2 separate regions of the Mus musculus genome follow, and region 2 is linked to region 1. The links are chromatin loops, found by intact Hi-C in ENCODE. Cell type or tissue: heart. All regions are shown on one strand. Links, peaks and the distances in the headings refer to the core of each region. The heading gives the core; the rest is flanking DNA.

Region 1 (8,724 bases), core at 527-8,526:
AATAGATAATGGTTTAGCGTTCTTTAGTCGCTACCTAATGGAAAAGGAAAAGCACGAAGGGATGTGTAACCTGCTCTTACCTGCTTCAGGTTTGTTCAAGTCATATATGCGCAGCAGTTTATCCTGTCCCCCAGTTAGCAGGTAATTGCTATCCTGAAAACAAAAAAGAAGAATGTTAGATTAACCACTTTAATCGTTAATTAAATATAATCACCAATACAGACACAACTGTAGACAACTACTTCTAGAAGACAACTTCTTAGAGTTGCTAAACTCAAGTCTCCCTCAACTCTACTGCCCCACAGGAGCTGCCTTGCCAGTCTGCCATTCCCCTCCTCCCCTCCCTGCAGCACAGGAGTGACCCAGTAATACTTCTTTGACCTCAAATGAAATTCAAGGCTTTTTGTGCTATGCAAGCAGTGTACCACATTGAACTACATCCCTACCCAAAATTCCATTTTCTCATACCTGTGTGAAATCCACAGTCTTGACAATGTGCTTATGAGCCAGGGTCATCAATTCATCTCCTGAGACCGCATCCCATACTTTGCTAAATGTAAACATAAACAAATATTAACATTAATACAAGATTAAATATATTGGTAATTTTGAGCAATACAAAATAATTATATGCATAATATTTATAAGTGTATTATGCATTTGACATAGTGCTAATTATTAGGATACTTAATTTATCAAAAGCCTAAAACACAATTTTCCCATAGGACTTTTTACCTCTTAATTTTCTTTGACATTGAAAAAGAATAATTCATGCGAGATTCAAAATTAACCTAGCCTAGTTTTTAGCTTAGAGCTGTAATTTTGTATTTTTACCATATCTGCAAAATATCTTAACCAATTCAATTCACCAAGTCATCCTTCTATCTAGCCACAGGCCAGAGAAAAATATAAAGAACTTCTCTGATTTAACAACTTTAAACAAAGCTTTTTTTGTTTGTATTTTGTTTTTGTTTTTGTTTTGTTTTTCGAGACAGGGTTTCTCTGTATAGCCCTTGCTGTCCTGGAACTCACTCTGTAGACCAGGCTGACCTTGAACTCAGAAATCCACCTGTCTCTGCTTCCCAAGTGTTGGGATTAAAGGTGTGCGCCACCACCGCCCGGCATTTAACAACTTTAAAATCTTACAACGTTAGACCTTGATACAGATCAGATAAAGCTTAAATCAAGATGTAGAAGATCAGGTGCTACGAGGCATAATCCATACACACTGTACAGTGCTGAGACAGGAAGATTCTGCAGTTAGGTTGGCCTTAAGTACTCAGTCAAACTTTTCTCAAAACACAGACAGAAGTAGAAACAAAACAAAAGCAAACCAGCCGTCTCCCCACTCCAAGTACATAAGGCTGTGAGTGTGCACATACAAGCTATCATGCCAAAGTCCAGAGATCCCAAATAGAACCGAGGTCGTCAGGAGCAATCAGAGATAGGAACGCCAAGGGCCAGCAATGCAAAGCATTCGGCGGCATGAACAGCACTAGTAACATTTACAAATCTAAGAAATAGGAGCTGGTGATCCAATAACTAATTACATGCGTGGAGTTATATAAAAAGCATGCTTGAGAGAAATAATGTCACCATATTTCTCTTATAACCACTCCAGTCTCTTCTATTATAGTTTAACCCTCTGCCCCAACCTCCTTCTCTTTCTGATTCTAGCCACCCAGGGTTCTAACCATGACCCATTCCTCAGACAGGCTGTGTATTTTCTGAAGCTCCACACAGTGCATCTGTGTCCTCAGTGTTGTTTGCATACTCAGTTCAAATGCTAATCTCTCTCTACTCAATTTCCTTTCTTCAATAATTATTTTCTTTATTTCTGCTTTTGTTTTGTTTTGTTTCCTTTTTGGCAGGATCTCTCTGTATAGTCCTGGCTTGGAGCTGATGCATCCCCAGACTAGTCTCGAATTTGAGATCCTCCTGCCTCCACCTCCCAAATGCTTAAAGGGATTAAAGAGGCATGTGCTGCCACATCCAACAACCATTTATTTTTAATTTGCTTAAATCAAAGATGGCAACACAAGCCGGGCGTGGTGGCGCACGCCTTTAATCCCAACACTCGGGAGGCAGAGGCAGGCAGATTTCTGAGTTCGAGGCCAGCCTGGTCTACAAAGTGAGTTCCAGGACAGCCAAGGCTATACAGAGAAACCCTGTCTCAAAAAAAAAAAACAAAAAACAAAAAACAAAAAACAAAAAAAAAAAGATGGCAACACATTGACAACTGCTCCAAAGTGTGAAATTCTTTTAAACAAGGAATCAATAAGGCCATTTTCACTCTCTAGGCTCTGGTCTACTAGCATATACAGCAGCTCTTAACACTGCCTTTGGGCCATCAAGATGCTTTTGTAGGCACACAAGCTGACAACCTGAACCAGAGCCCTCAACCCATACCCCCAAAATTGTCTTGACTTCCTCCACACAAACCCACACACACACAAGAGTAAATTAAAGTTACCTGCATTGATTTAAAAGCACACACAGGTTAGTAACTATACATCAAAAAGTATATAAAATATGACACATGCCTCAATGATTAAAGAGAATCATGTCAGTTTGATAATAGATGCAAAACCCAAAGTAAAAACAGGGAAAGTGTATTATGGCAATGGTTTAGTCCATCTCAGACTGTATCAAAAGACAAAGTGAACTGAGATGAGACGATGTATCCATTACTACAGTGACTGAAGACTCTGTATGTGTGTGTGTGTGTGTGTGTGTGTGTGTGTGTGTGTGTGTGTGTTCCAAAACTCAAGCCTGGCCAGTGTGATCCAGACCACCCTCCTGCCTGCTAAAGACAGTCTCTTGGCTGCCTTCTGATCATTTTGGCTCTTCCAGCACCAATTCTGCCTGCATGCTGCCATGCTTCCCACTATGATGATAATGACCTGAACTCTGAAACTGGAAGCCAGCCCCAGCTAAATCTCTAAGAGTTACCTTTACCTTGGTCATGTTGTACCTTCACAATAATAAAACCCAACTAAGAAAATGAGGATCTAATGAAAATTAAGAATCTTTCAGACAGCCATCTTTAAAACCATAGAAAACAGAAAGTAAATTTGAGGTCCGGTTTTAGATTATCTAGAGCCAGTAATAAAGCTGAGTGAAAAGGTGCCTGGAGACATCACTGTATAGCACTCACTAAGTGTTCAAGACTATCTGTGAAGGACATCAGCAGCACCCATTGTCCAAGCTGTATAGCTCACCACGTTCCTGGTCTCGATGAGAGAGACATCAGTCCTTGAAACATCTCAAGTCACAAGGATGCTCAGAGAGCCAGGACAGAATCGTGGTGAGATCAAACACCATGTACTGTCTATAGCATCCTCGGAGTCAGAACCTCATGTCTAACTGTGAAGTTGGAGAATCTGGCCATGTCACCACAAAATTCAAACAGAATGAAGTTAGCCATTTTTGTTACACTTACGCTGTGAAGTCTGCAGCTGCTGTCGCAGCTTTGGTGGCATCCTTATTCAATGTTGCACCCCAAACAGCACCTTTATGACCCAAAAATGTTCCAATCCAGTCTCCTGTATCTCCCTGGCGGAGCATGGGCTTGCCATCTAGAAAATATTTTCAGACATCTGTGATTTAGAAGCATGCAACGTAATACCAAATCCTGAGCAGCAAACTACTGGAAAACCGTTGTTCTGACTGCTCCCCCCTACTCCCATTAAGCCGTGGGGGCGTGGGGGAGGGTGTCCCCATCCTGGTCTGTGCATATGGTCTCAGTGACCTAGGGACTAAGGAGTTGTAGCCACTCTTCCTGGGAAGCATAAGCAATTTTGGGACCGAATGAGAGGCCTCCCTCATCACCTTTGCAAACTCGGATTACAAAGCAACTATAAAGACCTGGGAAACGCTCTTCCACAAGACCTGATTCCGATTCCCAGCGCCCACACGGAGGCTGACAACAGCCTCTAACTCCGGCTCTGGACAATCTGATGCCTTCCTCTTGGGGCACCCCTTCACACAGGTACAAGCATGCATAGAGACAACACAGGCACACATAAATAAAAACTTCTGAAAAACCGTGGGCTGGATGCCAGTGACATGCGGTGTCAAAACGATCTAGATAGCCGCTTTTTACTTTGGACCACATAAACCTAACGTACACTTTCGTCGGGGAAAAAAAAAAATGAGGCTCACACCACAAAGGATGAAACAATGAGTGAGAGGACATAAAGGGCACTCCTCTCGGCCTGGCCTAATTTCTTCTTCCCGTAAATCCTTGGCAAACACAATGTAGTTGTGTGGGTAGAAAGGCGAGGTGTTGGGGAGCACTAACAACGGTGGGGAGGAGGGACGCATAAAGCCCGGCCAGGGGCGACCCTCTAGTCCCAGCAGCGCGATGGCTGTCGCTGGCAGCCACGACCCACCCACCCGTCGGCACTCGGGAGCCGCGGCCGTCGCGGGCTCAGCTCACCTTTGCAAGCGCTGATCAGAAAGTAGCCGTAAGGCGTGATGCCGCTGAAGGCCAAATCCACCACGGGCCGCGTGTGGCCCGAGCAAGTGAGCGGCGTCTGCCTCATGGCCATGGCGGCGGCGAGCGCGGTGACGCGGAGCGGGGACCGAGGGTCGCGGTCGTCCTCCTTCTCTGCCGCGGCGCCTCAGGCTGCTTGAGGCCCCCGCACTCACGCCGAAGGAGGCCGGCTCCAGAGTCCCCGCGACTCGCGGCCGCCAAGGGAGGGACAGGGAGGGAGGGAGGAGGGGAGGGGAGCGCCGGAGAGCCGGCCTGCCGCCACTCACGGTCCCTACCGGTAGCGGCAGGACGTGACGTCGCCCGACGCGTCGCGTCAGCCGGAAGTGACGACTGGCGGGAAGGCGGTAGTTCCCAGCAGCAGCGCGAGAAGCAGTGTGCGCAGGCGCGAGCTCGGAGACCGAACCCATGCTGCTCTGACGACGTCAAGCGCGCGGCGTCCCGTTGCTACCCAGTGTTGGGAGCCGCCGAGTCCGTCCCTTGTAGGATGCTGTTGTAGAGTTGTAACCTTCTCATTGCTAAGCTACAGACACACTTTTCCATAATCATCTCACATCTAACTGCCTACCCAGTAGCAACCATTCTGTCGCTCTCCTTCCCACCCCCCTCCCGGCATACACCGTCACAACTCACAAACAGTAATGACTTCCCTAATAGAGTGGTTATGCTAACAACATTTATATCCTGGTGACAGATAAGTGACTGGCGTTTAGTGGATGGCCAGCAAATGCTTATTTGCAAGTGGGAAATATTCACTTAGTGCTCAGCAAGGATCCGTGACAACCTAACTGATAAGGGCTCTTTCAGTGGCTCTAGCAACTATCACTGCGGCTGGGGAGGGAGAGACCCCAGTCTACTGGGCTAAAGTTCTTGCCATGTAAGCATGAAGTGTGATACCCAGTACCGACAAAAAAAAAAAAAAAGCTATACATGGTGTGATACATGCTTGGAATGCAGCACTGAAAAGATACCAATCCCTGCCAGCCAGCATAGCAATCAGTGAGTTCCAAGTATGAGTGAAAAACATCTCAAAAACAAAAGAGTGTAGATGCATCTGGACCAGTGAGCCATTCTTCACTGAGAGGCTCCTGAGAGGAGGGACCGAACGGATCAGAAATAAAGAAGACAGGAAAGTTGGGGTCAGGAGGTTTTCCCTAAAACTATGTCTTATGCTAAGCTAATTTATTAAGATGTACAGCATCTTATATACTGTTTGTATGGGGAAAATGGAACAGAAAAACCTATCATACAGTGGGACGAAGTCATCAGAAAGCTAACCAAGCAGTGTTGCACAAAAGGAACACAGAATACTTCATGTGTGCCACAGACCAAGCACACACTGGCCTGGGACTGACTACTCCAGTCTCTTTAGGAGGAAAAGTCACGTTCTCACAGACTGAAATCTTAACTCTGGGGGGCCTGGTTCCAGACTTTGCTATGTCTGACCCTGGTCAAAGGCATAGAGTTGGTATCCCCTTTCCCCTTTCTGAAAGCCTCTTGTATCAGCCTGGAACCTAACAGTGAATGGCTCCTGGGGCTCCTAAGACTGACTTCTGCCTACCACACATGCACACACTACTTTTAAAGTGCATATCAAGCATATGTTGGCATTATAATAGACACTGTAGAAGTGACACAAATCCTCTCTACATGAAGAGATCTATGGGTGGCAAAAATGCTCTGTAGATCACTGTGAAAGAAATTCCACAAATAGGCTATCTGAAAATAAATGAAGGTGGATGCCTACTTCATGATAGATAAACTATTCACACACCATGATTATTAATTTGGGATCTTATTATGCTCATTGTTAATCATACCTTTGGGATTTGGTCATCTGTTAGGGCTTCTTTAAAGCCCTATTTTATTCTGCTTTTATTTTTTTTTCTTGATATATAGTCATTGTTCACGGTTACGGAATAGAGTAGTATTTTGATGATTGCAGATCAAATCAAGGTGCTAAGCATAGCCATTACCTCTAAGGCTGTGACTCTAGTGTCTCCTGGGGGGTTTGTTGTAACGGAAGGTTCTGTCTGCAGGTGAGAGTACAGGGAAGCAGGAGAAATGAAAAGGCCTAATAAGTCTTTGAAATAGAGCAGGGAAATGTAAGCTCTCTCTCTCTCTCTCTCTCTCTCTCTCTCTCTCTCTCACACACACACACACACACACACACACACACACACATCTTATATGGCAGTATAAGCTCCTCCACACGTTTTTACTGTGATTGCTAAAGTTAAAAAAAAAAGATGAAGCCTGTGTGTGCATGCTCACAGCATGGCACGGTACTTCCTACTCGTGGATAGCAGAAATGCCTCTTTGTGACCTGTGACATTGAGCTTATGTCAAACCACAGGAATATCTTCCCCAGGCCCTGGTCATATGAGGCTACCTCATCCAAATAGTGATTATGCCACCATAGGCATCCCAGGCTACCCACACTCAAAGGTACAGGCAGACTGTACAGAGCATCTGTGCTTGGGGCTGGACTCTTAAGGGCTATTTTAGAATTCTGCCTATAATTGAGGATGCTCTTGGAGAAGACTGAAATTCTGCCAGGGGCCAGCCCTGGTGGGATCTTCTTTCTTGTTGGTTCTTCTTGAGGCAGCAGAGGGTAAGACTTTGTCTTAGGAGGTACAGATTAATCCGAGGCCGACCATCTCAGGAAGATCACCTGCTAGTTAATAGCTTGTCCTATTATGGCTCCTGACTTTGTCTTAGGAAATACAGGGGTAAGACTTTATCTTACAAGATATTTAGGGTTTCTGTATAGTAATAAAAAGTTTACTATTCTAAGTTACTACGCTACTGTAGCTGACCTGCCTTCTGTGTTCCTCTGAGACCAGAGACTGCAGTCTTAGGCACTTAGCATCTCACCCTAAAACAGCAGGAGATTAAGTAAAGGATTAATGGTTAGAGCCTTTTCCCTTTTGTCCTGACGCCTCTTGCATCAGGAAAGTTTGGAGCAATAAACTTCTATTGAACCAGGAGAAGAGAATAACATTTGCATAAGCAGATATGCATAAACATATGCATAATGCCCTATACTGATTCACACATGCTCATTTATACATTTCCATTCAAACAAGTTGGGTTCAGCTTGCATGCATTCTCACAATTACATACTTACACACACACACACACACACACACACACACACACACACACACACACACACACATCCCATACTTACATATGTGCATGAAGCAAAAGACCAAGCACCAGGGCAGAAAGAACTCCCTCATTCTGGATGAAAAAATGCGCTCCAATCTTTATTGCATACAGAAAGAAAGAGCTTCTACCCTTTTGATGCTAAATGAATTAAACCCAAGTTTGTAAGAAGAAAGCTTTGTTTCTTTTAATAAAACTAAACCTGCCTTGTTACTAAGAAAGGACCTGTTCTGTCCCATGATAAGGAGAAGCTTGTCTGCTCCTTCTGCTCTCTGCAGCATCCTCTTTTTTCCTCATTCCCTCTGCATTCTGCACATTGCTCTCTTAGTATTTTATGTTGACCTATAGTTTCTAAGTTATTCCACTCTGCACTCTCCTTCCAATCTTGCTCTGATGTCACAGTAATGCTCTTACTCCTGATGCCTTTTCTCCTGATGCTGTGCCTATACTTCTAAGTTCTTCTTGAGTCCAGTTCTGTCTAAAAAGTATTCTGTCTAAAAACTTCTCCTCAGCTCAGTTCCTCATAACTCAGTTCTAATTCTTTTCTTTGTCCTCAGCACCTAAAACATCTTTCAGAATACATGATCACATGTTTAAATGTCCATCACAAGTTCACACACAAAAAAAATCATAAATTGAAATAGAAGTTTACAACAGAGAATGTTTACATGAATATCCATTGAGAGTAATTATCTGTCTAAACATCCCCATCACCTGTCACAGCTCCAGGTTCATTGAAAGTCGAAAACCATAACTAAATTATTAGTGAAGTTTTATATAGATAAACCCAGTCAATATTTTATCTTCTGTCCTAGCACTGATAAGAAATCGTTAGTTGCCTTTTTTTTGACCTATGATTGTTTTACAACCTCTTGGAATGTGCTTTGAGTAGGAGAAAGTCTGGTGACACTTGGGAGACTGGCAGAGTTCTCATTACAGTTTTGACTATCAGAAAATGACCTAGTGCCGGGCAGTGGTGGCACACAGTTTTAATCCCAGCACTTGGGAGGCAGAGGCAGGTGGATTTCTGAGTTCGAGGCCAGCATGGTCTACAGAGT
Region 2 (8,724 bases), core at 498-8,497, 930 kb after region 1:
GCCACCAAATCTGATTTGGTTTCTTACATGACCACTACATACCTTTGCTTGGATGTGGATTAGAGAGGGCTCACAGGTTCACAGGCTCACATTCAGCTCACCTTTCTACATGGGAAACTTAGTGTCCTCATTTGCATTACCAGACTCTCCTCAAAACCCATTGACTTTACCTGGAGATGCAAATTCTATTCAGCCCAGAAACAGCAGACCAAAGAAAGGATCCCTCCACTTCCATCTTGGTGAGCCAATGAATTGTGAATTGTTGACGTTACTTAAGAGCATGGTGAGAGATACCCTAGTTGGCTCTCTACTGCTGAGGTAAACACCAAGGCCAAAAACAACTTGCAGAAGAAAGGGTTGATTTGTCCTGCAGCTCAAAGTCCATCCTGAAGGGAAGATAGGAACGGAAGCCATGGAGGGGTGCTGCTTACTGGCCTTCGGCTACCCTCCATAGACCTCCCAGGATCTAGTAAGGAGCATCACTATCCACAGTGGATTGGGCCTGCCCTTCCACATCAACCATTAATCGAGATAATGCCCCTGCAGGCTAATCCGATGGAGGCATTTTTTAAATTGGGATTCGTCTTCCCAGACACTTCCTTGACACTAGGTTGTCAAGTTGGTAAACCAGTATAGGTGAAGGCCACCTCACCAAGCCTCCCCATCTCCCCCAGTCCTATACAGGGCCTTCTGAGTCTTGTCAGCCCCCTCAACTTCCCTTAACCCTTCCTGCCTCCCTGCAAGTCACAGAAAACAAACCCATTTAATAGTGTTTCCAAACCAAGTGACTGGAACATTCTAAACCTTTGATGGTTTGAATGACAATGGCTCTCATGGGTTCAGATATTTAAAATCCTTGGTCTCTGGTCGGCAAAAATGGTTCTGGGAAGGGGGACTAGGTGTGACCTTGCTGGAAGTGTGTCTGTCACTCTGGGTTTTGAAACCTCAAAAGCCCATGCCAGGCCCACTCTGTGGATCGGATAGATGTAAGCTCTTGGCCACTGAGCCTTCAACATGCCTTCCTCCCTGCTCCCCATCATGCTGGTTATGGGCTCAGCCACTGTAAGCAAGCCCTGACTAATGCTTTCGTTTTAAGTTGCCTTGGTCATGGTGTTTCGGCAATGGAGAAGTAATCAGGACAGAATCCGAGACCAGTTCTGTCAAGCTTACGCACATCGCCTTAGCATTTGGCCTTGCCTCGGATGGATTTGCGGAGTTTGGATTTAGCATGCCAGTCAGTGCCAACTACGGCATGGGCTAAACCTTCTTTCCAGAAATGCAAAACTCAACAGACCAGTTCTTTGGGCTCCAAAGTCCAAACTGGCTCTGTAGGGAAACAAAGCCTGCCCAGACTCCCTGTTCCACTGAACTGTCTTCCTCTGCAGGGGAGTGTCAGCGTGCAAATAACACCAAGCACTGGAAATCTACCAACGTCTGACTTCAGGCCAGACTAAAAAATGCCTAGGCTCATGTATCAAACTTTAGCCCTTTAAATCAACCTCAAGAACTGTAAGGATCACAGGTTGAACTGATTTTGTACATTTCTGTCAATTTTCAACAGTTCTCAGAAGAGCAGTATTTGGAAAGATTCTAAGGATTTCTGGAGCATAGCGAAGGTTGGGTGTAAATGGGGACATATCTTCTATCTTGTTCATCTTGCTCTTCCAGTACCAAGGAAGACTTAAAGAATGAGAAAAAGACTGGGTTTGGTCTTCCCACTTTTGTCCTTTTATCTTCATGATGTTGGTAACCATCTTTCAGGTGTGTCATCTCTTCAGTAAACTAGACTCAATATCAAAACCAGCACTTGAAAACTAGATGTTTGAGTCTGCACTCATCGATACAGGGGGTGACTGCTATGTATTGGCTTGAAGTGATATCACAACTTATTCTAACAAGTGAGTCATATTTGAGACAATCCTCCTGTACAGCCCTGTCTGGGAACCTGTATCTCAGACTGGCCTTGAACTCAGCGTCTTCCTCGGTCTCCCAAGTTCTAGAATTAGGGTTCCAAACCACGCTTGGCTCCAGTGCTTTAAAATTTTGGCTGCTGGGAAAAGCTGTCCTACAGGTATGACAAAGGTCCTCTCCTTGTAAACTCTTAGTACCTGCAACCTGTACAACACAAGACCTGCTTTGTCATGGTCACCCCATGATTTATGGTCACTGGGGAAGGAAGGGACTCACAGGCCCCTTCCACTCACTGGCTCACCAGCCTACACTAGGATGGTCACCTTTCTGATCCTGTCAACAGTGCCCCACAGGGTGAGGCAATATTTGCTCCCACCTTACCTACTCACGCTTACCTATACTTAAGTCACAAGAGCAAACCCTTAGTCCTTGTCAACAGTACTTCTCAATGTGAGCACCTAATGCTAAGACATGGTTCTAAAATAACTTAGTCCCCCCAAAAATGTATTATGAAAGTTTACCTCCTGAAACCGCCCATAACACCATTGCAGTCTGTTCTCCTCAGGTGTCAGTGGGAGCAACCTGCCTCTTTATCAGAGGTACGACAAACCTTTATACATCGTTCAAGATGAGCACCAAGAATTCCAATGTCAATACAACAAACAGTAGAAAATCAAACACTGTCAAGACACAGATTTGTAATATATTCTTTATTTGTCCTTTTTGCTGTCTTCAGAAACCATGGGGGGGGGACCACGTGTTCGGGACAGTGAGACCTAGCTGGCCTCATTCACAGCTGTACCCTCAGTTACTAGCACGTGGTGTAGACGTCATACCAATACTGGGAATGAAATAAATTTCGAGGGGAAATACTGCAAATGAAGAGGAAGACTTGAACTCTGACTCCCCCCCGGGGGTGGAGGGGAAGAACCCAGAGTGAAACCTCCGTAGCATGGGATGTTTTGTGGCTCCTGCTAACAGAATGATGGTTACTGAGTGAGCAGGAAACGGAATGACCAAGGCAAGAATCGCATTTCCAGGGCCCTGGGGTTTGGCTCTCCGCGTTACGTTAACTCACACGACCCTTTCCTTCCTTGAGGCGCCATCACCCAACTCAACAGTTACGGAAAAGAAGAAACCTGATCCCAGGAAAGCTAACAGTCACCCCTAAAAAAAAAAAAAAAAAATCGGTTTTGCTTTTAAGTAAAATCAGGCTGATTCTCAGAATCAGTGCTGGATAAGAGGCTGCCATGCAGCTAAAACTCGAGGGGAGACAGAAACATATTTTGAGACACGGTCTAATGTAGTTCAGAAACGGCCACAAACTCGCTATCTAGCCACGAAAGGCGTTCTACTTCCCAAATGCAGGGATGAGGGGTAACACCACCGCAAGCACCAAGAGAAGATCATTTTAGGAGCTGCTAAACATACACTACTTAAGACCGAGGGCCCCGCTGTTACGCAACACCATCCAGAGCGCAAACTTCGTGACTCACTTCCGTATTGCACAAGTTACTTCATTATAAAGAATATTGAACACAAGTGTGCAATGTGAAGATGGCTGGCATTCAGATCACGAATACGTAACATCTATTAGCTTAAATACTACCATAAATAACTAGCACCCACCAAGGATCCCAAGTTCCTGTCTTTTCCAAATGGCTAGGGTACATATAGCTCAACCTTCCTATGTATGACAAGCGAGGCAACTTCTTGTTCACAGCTCGCAACACCTTCCCTACCACTTTTCCCTAAGACTGGGGAGTTAGGCAAAGCCAATTCCAGAGTAGCCTCTGGGCACTAGGTCCGCTTCTCCTGCCCACGGTGATGCGACGGGGCTCTCCCAATCCACCCGCTGGGTTCCTCCGGCTCGCACATGGCCACACAGGTGGCCTGCGTCACGCTCAAAGTTGGAACTCGTCCCCACCCAACACCCCCTCGGTCCCGCGACTACACAGCTCTCTAGATTACTCGCTTTTCACCGACTTTATTGGCTGCGGACTGTGGCGGGCGGGCTCTGCACCCGTCTGTCGGGTTCACTTGCTCTTCACCTTCTGGCTCTCCGTCTTCTTGGGCAGCAGCACGGCCTGGATATTGGGCAGGACGCCGCCCTGCGCGATGGTCACACGGCCCAGCAGCTTGTTGAGCTCCTCGTCGTTGCGGATGGCCAGCTGCAGGTGACGAGGGATGATGCGCGTCTTCTTGTTGTCCCTCGCCGCGTTGCCCGCCAGCTCCAGGATCTCGGCCGTCAGGTACTCCAGCACCGCCGCCAGGTACACGGGCGCTCCCGCGCCCACGCGCTCCGCGTAGTTGCCCTTCCGCAGCAGCCGGTGAACGCGGCCCACGGGGAACTGCAGGCCCGCGCGCGACGAGCGCGACTTGGCCTTGGCGCGCACCTTACCGCCCTGCTTGCCTCGCCCGGACATGCTCGACCCCGCGCCTGGAACTCCAACACCGGCTCGCTCAGTTCCGGGACGACGCGCGCCACCCCGGAACTGCCTCGCCAAACTGCAGCCGCTGCCGCCCGTGACAGGCAGGTACCGTACCCAATCAGCTCGCGGAAGCAGAGCCCCCGCCCATCCAGATGTCTCCCAATCAAAAGCTCAAATTTCTAGTCCTAATTTACATAGTTCACAGGCATCCTCAAACTTGTTGGGATTGGCTGCCAGGATGTAGTTAACTGGGTGGTTCGAGTCTGCAATCCCAGCACTAGGGTAGCCGATACAAGATTGCCCGGAGCCTAAGGTCAGCTGTAGATATTCCAAGATCCATACCAGCCTAATAAGGAAGGAACGGAGGGAGGGCAGCGAAAACGGGGAGTTAAGCAAAGCCATACTTGGTTCAAATCAGTAATCCTAGCTTTTGGAGGGAGAAAGAGCTGAAGTAGGAGGATTACCAATACAAAGACAGCCTGGGCTACTTTGTGCGTTATAGACCAAGCTAGGAAGTGAGACCTTATCTCAAAAAATAAAAATGATGGTGTTGGCATTTCTTCTAGGCTCCGCCCCACAGTTACCTGGCAGCAGCCAGGTGTGCCTGACCCACTGTAAAAGAAGCTGCTTGCCCCCCCCCACACACACACCCACACTTTTCTCTTGCTTTCTTACTCTCTTAGCCCTCTGTCCCTTCTCTCCCATTCCCCTACCCCTCTCTCCACGTGTTCATGGCCGGCCTCCACCCGCACACCCCCTCGGCCTTTTCTCTCTCTCTCTCTCTCTCTCGCTCTCGCTCTCGCTCTCGCTCTCTCTCTCTCTCTCGCTCTCGCTACTACCCCCTCAACTCACCTCATGCCCTAAATAAACTACTATACCGTCCTGTGGCTGGTACCTCAGCATGGGCCGCACCCCCTCTACCCCCTACGTGCACAATAACGCTCCTCCACCAAACGTCCCCGGCTTTTTTTTTTTTTTTTTAAATAAAATACAACAGTAAGCAGACTATGGTGTTCAGTGCCTATAAACCCAGCTGATGCAGGAGTATGGAGAACTTGAATTGAGCCTGGCCTAAGAGAGAAACTACCTGGAAACAATCAAAAACCGGAAGCCCAGAGAAGAGCACCTCTGTTCCCTCATACCATACTCATGGAAATTAGTCTCCAGTATAGCCAGGGGCGACTTTCAAATCTGACTATCTGACTCCAGGGTCTGTGCTTGTGAGTGCCACAGCAATTCCGGCTCAGCCATAGCTCCTTGGCTGAATTCTGCCCTCCTAGAACGAGCTTTCGTCATCTGCTCCTTGACACACCCACCTGGAGAGCTAGCTGCAAAAGAAGCTTTGTAGGTTTTCTATTTGTTTTAGTTTTTGAGACTTTTCTTCCTGTAGCCCTGGCAGCCGTGGAACTCACTATAAAAACCAGGCTGGCCTTCAACTCAGAGATCTGCCTGCCTCCCTAATGCTGGGATTAAAGTTGTGTGCAGCCACCAGCCTGGGACAAAAGCTGGTTCTTTGGCCTGTCCTACCTATACCACATGAGGCTGGTCTTTGGACACTGTTGCTGCTCCTGGGGACAGTCCCTTCCTTCTCAGGGCCTCGAGGCCATAGTCACAGACTAGGCAGGAATGCAGTCCTTGTGGATAGCATGGATGAATCTGATAGGATATTAACATTACGTGGCTCTGGGGCTGTGTATGAGCCGGAGAAGAACCACTGGATTCCAGAGGGGAGGACCCTTCGCCTCTGCCTGCCTGCCTGCTGGAGGTTGTCACTTGGTGCTCCATCGAGACTTTAGATTACTCTTAGGCCAAGACACTGGAAACAGAATCCCTCAACTTGTTCTTATGATTCATATGATAGGCCCTTGACATTTGAAACAAACTAAAGTGTTTTTCTTCCACTGTTTCACTCCGGTACTTCAGTTTACTGCATTTCTGAAATTACACAACTAAGTAATGTCAAACGCTGATTAAATGTCATGTAGGTTTTTTTGTATCCATTTAATTAAAATATCATAAATTTACCCTCTCCTTAGTCTAATTGCGATTTTATTTAAATAAACTCCACAGAACCAAGTGAAGTGGGGCCTGTCTGTGATCTTAGTATAAAGGAGGCGTGGACAGGAGAGTCAAGATTGTCCATCGAAGATTGTCCATCGTTAGCTACAGAGAGAGTTCCCACCTAGCCTGAGCTACATAGGATCCTGTCCCAAGATACAAAATATTAAACACACACAGAGAAAAACCAACCCCATGTACTTCTATCTATGTACATCTTTATTTCCTAGCACAGTAATGAGCTAACCAGGAGCTGGGGTCCCCCATACACCTTTGGATCTGAACAATATACTCCACCATCAAGGAGGTATCCCGGAGCCAACTTCCTCAGAATCCTGGCTGTACCACCTAACAGCTGACTTTCATATACTATCTAATGCTCCTAAGCATTCGATAGGTTATATATTCTAAGTCAATGTGTATGGAAACCTCTGGTGCAGTTTTGGGGAAGAAAGCTCTAGAATATCTTCTGTAAACCATCTTAAATGTATGTTTATGGAAAGGTCTCTTTGCTTTCTTTTTGCTTTTCTCTCTTTTTTTTGTGTGTGTTGTTGTTGATTGTTTGTTTGTTTGTTGACACACAGTTTTACAAATTTGAATAAGTATTCTGGCAGCAGCTTTCATTTTGGTAAGAATTCTGAAGAGCAAGGGATTTAAAATCATGAGGTAAAATTCAATGATTAAGGCTTCTTCCCCCTCCAGCTATCCTAGAGCTCAATCTCTAAGAGACAGGGAGGGGACAAACAAATGAAATGCTGTTTGAGTTGTGGAACTAATGGGAATTGTAAAGTACTACAAACTAAACGCATTTATCCTGCTGCCTTTTTCTTTTTTTTTAAGATTTATTTATTTATTATATGTAAGTACACTGTAGCTATCTTCAGACACACCAGAAGAGGGCATCAGTTCTCATTACAGGTGGTTGTGAGCCACCATGTGGTTGCTGGAATTTGAACTCAGGACCTTCAGAAGAGCAGTCAGTGCTCTTCACCACTGAGCCATCTCTCCAGCCCAAAACCTGCTGTCTTTAAAAACGAAACAAACTTAAGGACAGTCCTGTTATTCGGAGTCATGCTTTTGACTTCTGGTACTTTACAAGCTATTTGAGTGGGGAGGAGGGGAAATGTATTTGAGTCTGTCTAGCCTAGGCTGGCCCCAGCTCTTGGCAATCCTGCCTCAGCCTCCGGAGAGCCTAAATTACAGATGTGAGTCACCAGGTCTCTTTTAAACGCAAGCAACAAGGACCTCGGATCTAAATGACAAGTTACAATAGTTCAGCTAAGTAACTATAGGAACAATTGGCTGAAAAGCGAATACCAATGTGTTTGCAATGCAGGAGCAGAAAATCCATACACTGCAGAAACAGTTGAAACCAAATAGGAAGTGGGAACTAGCATAATTTTCTTATCGTGGCCACAAAAGAAAGGCACTAAAACACTTCTATCCCCTCAAAAGACTCTCTCGTGAAAATGTAAACTGCTTCGGTATAAGACCTAGTAAGCTAGATTTCTATTGCTAGCTTCTTTTCATTTTCACATTAAAGTTGTGTAAAAACAAGCATGCTGCTTAGAAAATACCGAATCAGCGTGCACTGAAGATAACAAGCATGATGCGCCGTTTTTATTTGTGCTAAAAAAAAAAAAGAGGAGAAATAGATTGTTACCTTATATTATTTAAACTTTCAAATGTGCTAGGGTTCCTGGAATTTGGAGAGGGAACCGAAAGGGTTTTATGGTTCTTGGGAGACAGCAGAGCACAAAGAGCCAGGGGGTGGAGTCTAGAGCTCCGCCCACTCCTTGCTGTTTTCAATCAGGTCCGCTCCCAGGAAATATAAGCTCTTGCTCGGCGGCGGATTACTGTAGTTTCTCCTGTCTCTTTATTAGGTTGTTTACTAATATGTCAGGACGAGGAAAAGGCGGCAAGGGTCTGGGGAAAGGTGGCGCCAAGCGACACCGCAAGGTTCTCCGCGACAACATCCAGGGCATTACCAAGCCCGCTATCCGGCGGTTGGCTCGGCGTGGCGGCGTGAAGCGCATCTCGGGTCTCATCTACGAGGAGACTCGCGGTGTCCTCAAGGTTTTCCTTGAGAATGTGATCCGCGACGCCGTCACCTACACCGAGCACGCCAAGCGCAAGACGGTTACGGCTATGGACGTGGTGTACGCGCTCAAGCGCCAGGGCCGCACTCTGTACGGCTTCGGCGGCTAAGCGAGCCCTCCTGTGCCTAGGCCGTTCCCTTGGCCGGCTTCCCCCATCCACAAAGGCCCTTTTCAGGGCCCACAAAGCATCAGAAAGGAGCTGTGGACATTTGTAGTTCTCACTA

What was found. Hi-C counts contacts between places; a loop is a spot of excess contacts. Peaks named below come from ENCODE experiments on the same cell type or tissue, not always from the same donor. Only the 100,000 strongest peaks of a DNase experiment are listed, where the experiment ranks them.
Region 2: it touches region 1 in a loop (4-fold over the local background); 5 of 42 quality-filtered maps call a loop at or near these places.

Annotation. Positions count from the first base shown.
Region 1 is chr6:137,731,184-137,739,907 of GRCm38, reverse strand. It overlaps Strap (serine/threonine kinase receptor associated protein), which reads right to left and starts at 4,826. Exons shown (of 10, transcript NM_011499.3): 1 at 4,442-4,826; 2 at 3,443-3,578; 3 at 469-550; 4 at 81-153. The coding sequence starts at 4,553. In heart, for the core only: no CTCF peak of the experiment used is centred there; a DNase peak (open chromatin) is centred at 4,827; H3K4me3 peaks cover 2,469 bases; H3K27ac peaks cover 1,675 bases.
Region 2 is chr6:136,803,953-136,812,676 of GRCm38, reverse strand. It overlaps H4f16 (H4 histone 16), which reads left to right and starts at 8,246. Exons shown (of 1, transcript NM_175652.3): 1 at 8,246-8,684. The coding sequence starts at 8,298. The coding sequence ends at 8,609. It overlaps H2aj (H2J.A histone), which reads right to left and starts at 4,429. Exons shown (of 1, transcript NM_177688.4): 1 at 2,603-4,429. The coding sequence starts at 4,337. The coding sequence ends at 3,948. In heart, for the core only: no CTCF peak of the experiment used is centred there; DNase peaks (open chromatin) are centred at 3,386, 3,886, 4,396 and 8,216; H3K4me3 peaks cover 4,059 bases; H3K27ac peaks cover 3,725 bases.